2 separate regions of the Homo sapiens genome follow, and region 2 is linked to region 1. Evidence: chromatin contacts called from ENCODE Hi-C or POLR2A ChIA-PET data. All regions are on one chromosome and are shown on one strand. The core of a region is the stretch at or near the end of the contact, and the rest is flanking DNA. Distances in the headings are between cores, read along the strand shown.

What was found. A loop is a pair of places that touch in the nucleus more often than their neighbours do. ChIA-PET counts read pairs that join two places held with the same protein, here RNA polymerase II (POLR2A). Pooled maps may share reads with other maps.
Region 2: a pooled map shows a loop between it and region 1 (4-fold over the local background). The contact joins the promoter of ABHD17A here to the promoter of TMEM259 in region 1. A Hi-C loop is called at or near these places in 1 of 37 single-sample maps with no recorded cell type and 1 of 50 pooled maps. POLR2A ChIA-PET finds 5 or more read pairs at or near these places in 1 of 52 experiments (H1).

Annotation. Positions count from the first base shown.
Region 1 is chr19:1,016,716-1,022,372 of GRCh38, forward strand. TMEM259 (transmembrane protein 259) reads right to left here and starts at 4,408. Exons shown (of 11, transcript NM_001033026.2): 1 at 4,057-4,408. The coding sequence starts at 4,281. RNU6-2 (RNA, U6 small nuclear 2) reads left to right here and starts at 4,807; the gene lies at 4,807-4,913. RefSeq lists silencers at 1,692-1,911, 4,170-4,229, 4,260-4,329, 4,490-4,599 and an enhancer at 2,295-2,894.
Region 2 is chr19:1,882,433-1,888,273 of GRCh38, forward strand. It overlaps ABHD17A (abhydrolase domain containing 17A, depalmitoylase), which reads right to left and starts at 3,064. Exons shown (of 5, transcript NM_001130111.2): 1 at 2,920-3,064. RefSeq lists a silencer at 2,329-2,476 and enhancers at 4,643-5,147, 5,148-5,653.

The DNA.
Region 1 (5,657 bases), core at 3,158-5,657:
AGTCTGCACAATTAAGGCCCCACGGGGAAGAGCAGCTCCTGGGGTTGCCCTGGGCAGGGTCAGCTTGGTCCAGGGTCAGCGGGAGAGGGCACAGGACACACATCCTGCCACACCCAGCACTGGTGTGAGTGACCCGTCCCATGAAGACAGCGGACGTGATGAGAGGGCACCAGTGTTTTCACACAATGTGCACACACTCCAGTCAAAGACTTCAAGTCCACCAGACGCTATGACTCAGACGTCACTGTGTCTCTGCCCCATCAGGTGCTCCGTGCTGACCGAGCTCAGGGCCCCTCTTCCCTGACTGAGCATGACCAGAAAAATGCCCCACTGGACAAGGCCCGTTGCCGCCAAAGCCTCAGCTCCCCTTCAGTCTCCCACCACAAAACAAGGAGCAGGCACCACCCAGCCAGACGCAGGCTCATCCCGAGTCCCGGGTCCTCCTCCCCAAGACCTGTCTGTCATCAGCCACCCTGCAGCAGCCACCTCACCAGGCCCGGCCCTGAGCCACACGCCCAGGCAGCCTCGTCCACGCCCACAGTAACCCTCCCCAGGGAGCTCACCTGCAAATGCTCCCATGGGCCCCTGGCCACCCTCTGCCCGCAACCTGGCTCAGCCACTCGCATGCCCTGGGTGGTCCAGTCCCCTACACTCCATGACCCTGTCCCTGACCCAGGCTCCCCAGCAGGCACCCACATGCTCCAGCCCCACGGCCTTCCCACACGCTCTCCAGCTGCCTGGACACCCCACCCCATCCCACTGGCTGTGGCTCACCTCCAGGAGGCCCTGCCCACCCAGCACAGGAGTCACCCCACCCCTATGACCCTTCCTTCCTCCGGGTCAGCCCACACACGGCTGCACCCACAGGAGCACCTCCCCCAGCCTGGGGCCGTGCTCACCGCCTCCTCCAGGAAGCTTCCTGGATGTTCTGGCCGAGGCTCTCAGGGCACCCCAACACTCGGCCACTGGGTGGGCCTTTCCTTTCCTGTCTCCCCACAGACCTGGAGTGCCAGGAGCAGCCTGCCCGCTCTCTGGGTATTTGACTGACCCACAGACCGACGGACACACAAGCCCGCGGAGCCACACTCTCCTCCCAGGTGGGACACAGAGCCCTCAGCCCCAGCCAGGAAACACTACCTGGGGCTCCCCTTTGTCCACCCGGGGTGCTTCCTGCCTCCAGGCCACCGGGGCCTCTCCTTCCACTGCAGCCTCACAGTGGCCTCAATGTGACAGGTCCCCCATTCAGAGCAGGGCCCCTGGGGTCTCACATACCCCGTCTTTAATCGTCACGACCCCACAAGAGGAGCCCCATTACTCCCTGTGGCTAGGCGCGGGCCCCTGCCCATGTCCAGGGGTGCTGAGTCGAGACCCCTTCACCCTGTGGGCATCCACTTGGTGGTCACCTGGGTCCAGAGCCCAACCGCACAGGTGCAGGCACCCAGTGCCCCAAGATGGACAGTCTCTGCCACACTGGGCTCAGGGCCATGAAGGCCAGCAGAGGTGGATACTGAGGCTGGATGGAGGTCTCCCGAGGGCCCCTGGAACACAGGCCCCTGCCGCCTCCTCTCTCCCCAGCACCTGGCACTGCCTGGCATTTCCTAAAGCCACCCAGGCATGGATGAGGGACCGGGGGGCTCCATGCTGGCTCAGAGCTGGGAGATCCTGGCATTTCCTAAAGCCACCCAGGCATGGGTGAGAGCTGGGGGACTCCATGCCAGCTCAGGGCTGGGAGCTCAGCTGCACAGATGCCACAGGATGAAGCCACCTTGAAGGGATCATACCAGGGAGGACCTGGCTCTCTGCAGGGAGACCCCCGGAAGCCAGGCAGGCAGGAAGCAGAGGAGCCTTCTGGAACTCAAGGCAGCCTCTGAAATCAGGCAGTTCCAGCCTGCACTTTGCAGATAAGTAAAAGTGAAGGCAGCAGGGTCAGATTCTGTGCCACCAGATTACCGGGTGGAAAATTCACAAAGAACAGATTTCCCCACCCAGGCCAGGCATGGTGGCTCACGCCTGTAATCCCAGCCTTTTGGGAGGCCGAGGCGGGCAGATCACCTGAAATCAGCAGTTTGAGACCAGCCTAGCCAACATGGCAAAACCCAGTCTCTACTAAAAAGACAAAAAAATTAGCCGGTTGTGATGGTGGGCACCGGTAATCCTAGCTACTCCGCAGGCTGAGGCAGAAGAATTGCTTGAACCCAGGAGGTGGAGTTTGCAGTGAGCCGAGATCAAACCACTGCACTCCAGCCTGGGTGACAGAGCAAGACTCCATCTCAAAAAAAAAAAAAAAAAAATTCACCACCCAGAGATCTCACAGTCCAAAGCCCTCTGCTGAGAGAGGAGGGATTGGGGTTACTGAGAACCTCCCAAGAGTCTCCACCCTACACAGAAGACGGGGAACTCCAGCTCTGGCCCAGCCCCATCTGACCACCTGTGAGTGGTATTGGCCTGGAGATGGAGCCGGGTAGGCTTGATCCCTTTCCAAACCGGGACATGGTGGGACCAGGGCCCAGGCGACAGGGATGCACCTCCCAAGGAGGCTGAGCTCCGTCGGGGGAACCTGGCCTGGCACCCAGCACACACCCTCCACAAGCCTAAGGACACAGTGGCTCCATCCTGTTCCCAGGCTACTCCATGGAAGGAAAACCCACGTCCACAGACCAGCCTCCGTCCACAGTTTCAGGCCCCGTCTGTGGACCCCAGAGCCGGGAAAGGCCGCCTGCCTGCGTAACCCTTCACAGCCCTGCTCAGGTGCCTACTGAGGCGACCATGCCACTCTGGGGGGCTGCAGGGAGGAAGGTGGGAAGGATGATGGGCTGAGCTCTGGCCTGGGGAGGCACGGATCTGGAGGCTGGGGGGCCTTCCGTGAAGTGGCAGCAGGCTGGGACCCACACCCAGGTCCGCAGGACGGCCAAGGTCCAGCTCCACTTGCCGAGCCCAAAAAAGCAGCCAGCTCCTGACCAACCTGTGTCAGGCTGGGAACTTGCCCACGATCGCAGCCTGGCCCGCCAGCATCGGACCCCTCTTTGCAGGCTAGATCCAAAAAGCTCACGGCGCAACTTCAGCAGCCCCCAAGCCCCGGCGCGGCGGTGTTCTGATGCAGAACGAAAACGGCCACGTCCCCATTTCGCCAGGTGGCCCAGGACCCCGGCCAGCTTGTTTTCTGAGGGGCTGCAGCTGCTACTGAGCCCCTCTTGTCACCCAAGCAAGACTCCTTCTCAGAGGGAGTCAGGCCGATGCCTGTCCTGCACGGCTGAGACCTCTGCCATCTGAGGAGGGCGGGAGGGGGACAGAGCCCAAGACGCGGAGGCCGGTGCCTCATAGGGGAGGCACGGGCGACAGACCCACAACCTGAGCTCCTGAAGCAGGAAGGGAGTGGGGACCCAGCGGAGGAAGAGGCCGGGGATGGGGTGGTACGCTGCTGCCGGTGACTTTGCCGCTAACCCTAGCGAGGTGACCTCAGCTAAGTCACATTCCCCTGAGGCTCAGGAGCGGGGAACGCAGCTGAAAGGCTACAAGGAGGGAGAGAGGGGAGTGGGGAGTCGACTTCCAGGACAGGGGTTGGTCCGAGGGAGACCTGCGTCAGGCTGGGTTCTGGGCCAGCACATTGGGAGGGGAGAGAGGCCTCGGAACTGAGGGTCTCAGGCGGCACAGTCAGGGGTCAAAGGGCGGGAGGTGCTACCTCGCAGGCCAGGACCGGACTCCAAGCCTGGGTAGGTGGGGACCTGGGAAAGGCGGTCGCCGGGGACAGGATGGGCCCTGGAGGGAGCTGACAGTGAGGTTTCCAGAGTAGAGAACAGCGGCTTCTAGTGCAGCGGGATCCGGCCTTCCCGGGTGGACGTCCCCGGGCGGGATGGGGTCACGAGACGGTGTCCCTGGCCAATCCCAGGGTCAGAGGTCGCGAGGGAGAGCCCTAATCGGTAGGGCCGGGTATAGGCCTCAGGGTGCAGGGTGGCGCTCGCTGTCCCCAGCGGGGCCAGGGGTCGCGGTCGGAGGTAGCAGACTTGGGGGTCGGGACAGCCGCTGGGGTCAAGGGTCGGGGGTCGGGGCCGCGGTCACCTTGAGCAGCACGAAGAACTCGAAGAGACGGCGGAAGGCGGGCGGGAAGAGCCGCGAATAGGTGACAGCCATCTTGAAGAACAGCGCGTGGAAGAGCCGGTCGCGCACGTTGATGAGGGGGTTGGGGTTGAGATTGGGGGTGCGAGGCCCGCGCGCGGGGGCCGGGCCGCCGCCGCCGCCGTTGGGCCCGGGCCCCGGAGCTGCGGGCTCCACGTGCTCCGACATGCCTCCCAGCGTCGCGCCCTAACGACCCGCAAGTGTCCGAGGGCGCCTCCCGGCCGCCATCGGCCGCCCTCGCAGCCGCCGCTCTCCTCACGGCCTCCCGGCCGCCGCCGCCATCTTCCGCTTTCTCGTCCGGCTGCGGCGCTGCTGACGCTAGCGAGTCGCCACGCCGGGCAAGAGCGGCCCCCCTGCGCCCGCAGAGAACGCTGGGATGCCAGCGGCGCCCGCGGAGGCCTCACCCCCTACCTCGGCCGCTCCAGGGGGCGGGCCTGCATCTGGGCCACCTCTTTTGCATATTGGCACCCACAATCCACCGCGGCTATGAGGCCAGTATAAGGCGGTAAAATTACGATAAGATATGGGATTTTACGTGATCGAAGACATCAAAGTAAGCGTAAGCACGAAAGTTGTTCTGCAACATACCACTGTAGGAAATTATGCTAAATATGAAACCGACCATAAGTTATCCTAACCAAAAGATGATTTGATTGAAGGGCTTAAAATAGGTGTGACAGTAACCCTTGAGTCGTGCTCGCTTCGGCAGCACATATACTAAAATTGGAACGATACAGAGAAGATTAGCATGGCCCCTGCGCAAGGATGACACGCAAATTCGTGAAGCGTTCCATATTTTTGCTGTAGTCTACAGCTCGTCACCTCGTTTGGCTTCTCTTGCCCGGATCCTGCCATGACGTCACAGGGCCAGTAACGTCATAGTCTTCCCGTGTCCATCTCCTGTGGCGCCACTAAGGTTGGCGGTAGAACAATCTGGCAGTCTCTACTCCTGCGTGGCGCTGTGCCACCTGCCCCCGTAGCTTCGCGCAGCAATGAATAAATAAGTGCTCTTCAGGGGCACTTACTGAGTGCCGGCTGCGTACACAAGAGGATACTATGGTTTTTGGGTTTTTTGGTTGTTTGTTTGAGATGGATTCTCGCTCTGTCGCCCAGGCTGGAGCGCAGAAGCGCGATCTCGGCTCTCTGCAACCCCCGCCTCCCGGGTTCAAGCCATTCTCCTGCCTCAGCCTCCCAAGTAGCTGGGATTACAGGCATGCGCCACCACTCCAGGCTAATTTTATATTTTTAGTAGAGACGGTTTCTCCATGTTGGTCAGGCTGGTCTCGAACTCCTAACTTTAGGTGATTTGCCCGCCTAGGCCTCCCAAAGTGCTGGGATTACAGGTGTGACCCACCAAGCCCGCCAAAAAAAAGTTTTGTGTTGTTTTTTTTTTTTGAGACGCAGTCTCACTCTGTCGCCCAGGCTGGAGTGCAGTGGCGTGATCTCGGCTCACTGCAACCTCCGCCTCTTGGGTTCAAGCAATTCTCTGCCTCAGCCTCCTGAATAGCTGGGATTGCAGGCTTCCGCCACCACACCCGGCTATT
Region 2 (5,841 bases), core at 1,814-4,313, 860 kb after region 1:
TGTGCTGGAGCCAGGCCTGCTGAGGGGCAGGGGAGGTGGGCTGGCGTCAGGGGGTCCTTCTCCACCCCTGACTTAGGGTTCCGTGACCGTGGGCGAGTCCCTTGCCCTCCTGAGGCCTCAGCATTCTCATCTATAAGTGCAGACACCACACACCCCACAGGAAGTCAAGTGAGGGGGGAGGGGAACGAAGGTGCCTGATTGAGAGTGGAAACTCGGACCTTCTTCCTTGCTGCAGAACGTCATGAAACACATTAAGTCGACAACAGCTAAGTTGCTAAAGCAACCACAATAGTGTAAGGACCTGCCAACAGACAGACGTGAAGAAAACACGAAGGTCTGAGACGTCTATCTACCGACCACGCTTCTCCTTCAGACTGGAGCGAGGAGAGAGACACGCTCACAACTCAATTTCAGCAGAACACCCTGGAATGCTTGGCTTTTGGGTCACAGCATGAGAAAACCGTGGGGCCAGGAAGATGAGGCTCAAAGGCAGATGTGGACACAGATGGACATGCAGGCAGCTGCAGGCGCCACAGACACGGCTCGTGGGGACACCCTCACTACCAAGGAGCAGCCTCAGGCCCAGAAACACACCTGCTCCCTCAGGACCTGATGTGAGACCCACGTTCCTGTGAGCCGGACTCATGGGCACACGAGGAGGAGAGGAGAGAGCTCTGAAAGCCAGGGTGGGGCAAGGATGGCATCCCAGTGCCCCCAGACTCCCAGGCGGAAGGCAAATCGCACATGCAAGCACTTTTCAGCCGGGAGGTGGACTGTCAGGCTGGTTCTGCTTCTCAGATGGAGGCGAGTCTCCCTCCTGGAGACACCTGTCAATGTCTGGACACAGTTTTGGGTGTCACCACTGGGGACTGGGTGGAGGCTGCTTAGCACCCTGCAGTGCCCAGGACAGACCCACCCCAAAGAATGATCAGGCCCAACATCCACAGCGTCGAGGTTGATGTCAGCTTTTCAACATATTCTCAAAGAGGTCCAGGCCCTACCGGTGCTGCCCCGCTGGTGCTGGGGACTTGGAGGGCCCTGCAGTTTAGGTGGCATCATGCAGCTGGGTCCTGAGAGCCCAGTGGACAGCAGCAGGCCCCTGGAGACCCCGGAGACGAAGGGGCACACCGAGGTGGCCAGGGCCCCACTATCCAGGCCAGAAACAAAGATGTTATCCTTGACACCTCCTTCCACCCACTGGATCTGAGCCGGTCCATCACCAGCCCGGTGGCTCTGCCTGTCTCCCATCAGCCACCGCCCGGTCCCTGCCTCCATCACCTTTCACCAGAGCCACAGCAACAGCCTCCCTCCTTGCTGATCACCTGCTCCAGGACATTCTCCCCCAGCAGCCAAACAATCTTTCACGACACAAATGCAATGGAGCCGCTTCCCTCTTGGGGTGTCCTGGGGGCCTCCCATTATTCCCTGGATAGAGATCAAAGCCCTCCCCACAGCCTGCCAGGTCCGCATTCCGGCTCAGGCCGACCTCTCCAGACTCACTCATCTCACACCCTGCCACTCCTGGCTCCCTCAAGACAAGCCAAATTGCCCCTTCCTGCCTCTGCTCCTCTGCCAGGAACTCCCTTCCCCAACCTCACTAGACAGCCTTGCCCAACCCAACCACCCTTTGCACCTCACTGCCAACGCTCTCAGAGTCCTCAAAGCTGGGACAGGACCCCTTACACGCTCTTTCCACAGCTTGTATTTTTCACACGTTTGGCCAGATCTCCCCCCACCTCCAAACCAGAAACTCTATGAGAGCAGGACCATGACCTGCCACTCACTAAAGGAATGGGCAGGTGGTAGGCAGCACAGAATTAAGGAGGAAGCACAGGAGGAAAAGAATCCCCAAGGTCCGCCAGCTTTGACAGGGAAGGGAAAGTCTAGTCTCCTCTCCTCTCCAGCCACAGGTACCTGGAACCTCCCTAGTGTCACTAATGGGCGTGGACTGGGGAGTGCAAACCCAGACGCCTCACTCACTGGGCACACACCCTTGACACCCTGAATCCCACCAATTCCGTTCCCACGCACTTAACTGGGCAACCCTCTGCAAGCTAGAGGTGTTCTGAGGACCAGCAAGCAACCGAGCAGCCAAAATACTGGAAGATGACCTACATATGGGAGACGGTGACTGCACCTCACTCAACCAGTCAGGGTGGGAAACCCGCCTGGGGGGAGGCGCGGCCATATCAGAGGGCAGACAAACGGGCCAGGTGACAGGGGGATGGGACAGAGGGACAAGCAGGAGCAAAATCCGAGGTGACAGAGCAGGCTCCTGGCTAGAGCAGACCCTGGGAGGAAGAAGTGAGCAGAAGGGTCCTAAGAGAGAGCCTGGGACGGGTGAGGTCGCGCCCCCGAGAGTTTGCACTTCATCCTGGGAGAAATGGCGGGGCCGCGAAGAAGTCCCGAGCAAGCGATGGACAACATAGGAGAAGGGCTGCATCCCGGAGAACGGACGCGAGCGGAGGCCGGGAAGCCCGCCCAGGAGTCAGGGTGGCAGGAAGAAGCCTGACAAGGGAAACAGCGACTGGGAGCTGGTTGGGAAGCAGGGCTCGGGAGGGCCCCTGGGAGCTGCCTTGGGGGGCGAGAGGCCGAAGCGTTTGTCGGACTGGGGGCAGTTTCGGGGCAAAAGAGCGGAATCCGCGGCTCGGACGGGTGCTCCCCGAAGGCAAGGGCCGCGTCCGCAGGAGGGTGGGAGCGCAACCCACGCCGGAGGGCTGAATGGATGGGGACAGGGCTTTCCCAATCACAGACGCTCATCCGCGGTCCGCGCCCCTGCTCTGGGCTCCTCGGGCAGGACCCGCGGAAGCCCTGGGACTGCAGGGGTCTCGGGGACGTCCAACCGGGCTGTCAGGCCCTCGAGGCCCGGCCCGGGACCCCGCGCGGCCGCGCCCGCCCCCGCCCCTGCCCGGCACTCACCACCCCGGCCCGCGCCCCCGGGCCCCAGGGCCGCGCTCCATGGCTCCCGGCCGCCCGCCCGTGCGTCCGTCGGTCCCTCCGCACCCCTGCCCGGCCTCCTGCACCGCCACCGCCGCAGCTCCCCCCACGGACGGAAGTGAGCCTCGTTCTCACCACCGCCCCGGAAGTGACGCGAGGAGCGCGCGGGGCGGGGGTCTGCAGGCACAGAGCGACCGCGCGACTAGCGTCCTGGGGGCGGGGCTGATATGTCGAGGGGCGTGGCCTGCTGCTCTGTGGGCGGGGCCAAACTTAGGTTTCATTCACTTGGGGACCCGGAATAGGTTGAGGCCAGTAAAGTTCTCGCCTGGAAAACAAAATTTACAGGGACGCCAAAAAAAACTCAGACATCAACATTTAGAAATGTTTTAAAATATTTTTCTTTATGAGATGGAGTCGCGCTCTGTCGCCCAGGCTGGAGTACAATGGCGCGATCTCAGCTCACTGCAACTTCTGCCTCCTGGGATCAAGCGATTCTCCTGCCTCAGCCTCCTGAGTAGCTGGGATTACCGGCGCCCACCACCATGCCCAGCTAATTTTTGTGTTTTCAGTAGAGACGGGGTTTCCCCATGTTGGCCAGTGTGGCCTCGAACTCCTGACCCCAGAATCCTCCTGCCTCAGCCTCCCAAAGTGTTGGGATTACAGGCATCAGCCACCGCACCTGGCCTCTTTTTTTTAACATAGAGTCTACTCTGTCACCCAGGCTGGTGCCATCATAGCTCACTGCAGCCTCGACCTCCCAGGATCAAGTGAACCTCCTACTTCAGCCTCCTGAGTAGCTAGGACTATAGGCACAAGCCACCATGACCAGCTTATTTAAAGTCTTTATATATTGCTCATCAGAAATTCTTTTGCATTAGTTTTTAAAATATTACATTAGGCCGGGCACGGTGGCTCATGCCTGTAATCCCAGCACTTTGGGAGACTGAAACAGGTAGATCACCTGAAGTCAGGAGTTTGAGACCAAGCCTGACCAACGTGGTGAAACCCTGTCTCTACTAAAAATACAAATATTAGCCGGGCATGGTGGCACGCGCCTGTAGTCCCAGCTACTCCGGAGGCTGAGGCAGGAGAATCGCTTGAACCCGGGAGGCGAAGGTTGCAGTGAGCCAAGATCGGGCCACTGTGCTCCAGCCCAAGTGACAGAGCAAGAAGACTGTCTCAGATAAATAAATAAATAAATAAATAAATAAATAAATAAATAAATAAAACTATGATCACTCCACTGCATTCCAGCCTGGGCGAGAGAGCAAGATCCTGTCTCTTAAAAAAATTTCATTATGGGCTGGGCGCGGTGGCTCACGCCTATAATCCCAGCACTTTGGGAGGCCGAGTCGGGCAGATCATGAGGTTAGGAGATCAAGACCATCCTGGCTAACACGGTGAAACCTCATCTCTACTAAAAATACAAAAAGATAGCCGGGCGTGGTGGCGGGCGCCTGTAGTCCCAGCTACTCGGGAGGCTGAGGCAGGAGAACGGCGTGAACCCAGGAGGCAGAGCTTGCAGTGAGCTGAGACCGCGCCACTGCACTCCAGACTGGGCGACAGAGCGAGACTCCGTCTCAAAAAAAAAAAAAATTGCATTATGGCAGGGCCTAGTGGCTCACGCCTGTAATCTCAGCACTTTGGGAGAACGAGGCAGGCAGATCACCTGAAGTTAGGAGTTCAGCCTGGCCAACATGGTGAAATCCTGTCTCTACTAAAAATACAAAAATTAGGCCACCCTGGCCAACATGGTGAAACCCCATCTCTACTAAAAATACAAAAATTAGCCGGCTGTTGTGGCGCGCACCTGTAATCTCAGCTACTCCACGCCACTGCACTCCAGCCTGGGCGACAGAGCAAGACTCTGCCTCAAAAAAAAAAAAAGTAAAGAAAAGAAAATGGAAGAAGGTTACTGGAGAATCTCAGAGCGTGGTCAGGGCAGGCCTTTCTAAGGAAGTGACAGGGACAGGGGCAGAAAGGGCTGCAGACACCAAAGGGGCCCAGCCTGGAAGTGTGAGTGTGAATTGGTGGGAAGCCTTGCTTTTCAGGCCTTCTCTCATATGTGCCTTCCCCCCAGCTTTCGTGCCTTTTCCAGCTCAAAATGCTCCTCCAGCCTGCAGGCAACCGCAGCCCCCGCTCCGTCCCAGGGACTCTCATCTTAGCTCCACTGTTCTGAGATAAGCCTGAGGCTCCTGGGCCAATCCTGCCCCCAGGGGCTCATTCCTCAAATTCAGGACACAGCTGCCAGGGAAGGAATCAGGCTCAAAAGACTAGAGACTTAGAGATAGCCCAGGGTTTCTTTGCCTCATTTTCTTTCCTCTTTTTTTTTTTGGTTGTTGTTGTTTTGAGACAGAGTCTTATTCTGTCACCCATGTTGGAGTGCAGTGGCGCGATCTCGGCTCACTGCAACCTCCACCTCTCAGATTCAAGCTATTCTTCTGCCTCAGCCTCCCGAGTAGCTGAGCTAACAGGCACCCGCCACTGCACCCGGCTAATTTTTGTATTTTTAGTAGAGATGGGGTTTCGCTATGTTGGCCAGGCTGGTCTCGAACTCCTGACCTCAAGTGATCTGCCAGCCTCGGCCTCCCAAAGTGCTGGGATTACAGGCGTGAACCACCGCACCTGGCTGCTTTGCCTCATTTTCTGATTTTCCGGTGTTGTTGGACCTCTGGCGCCCCTGCTCAGGACTCAGCTGCCTGGGTCTCCCTGGGGCTGTCAAGAGCTGCCCCAGCGTTCCCCTGCCTCTGCTGTCCCCCTCGAGGCTCCCAGCCTCCGCTGAGGTTCTCCTGAGGTCCAAAGGCCAAAACAAGTCCAGGCTTCTTCCTAGGTCCTTGTGAATTCTCTGAGCACCAGGGCCAGAAGAGGCCTGTCCCCAGCCTCCTTCCCCCCTCCCATCTTCCC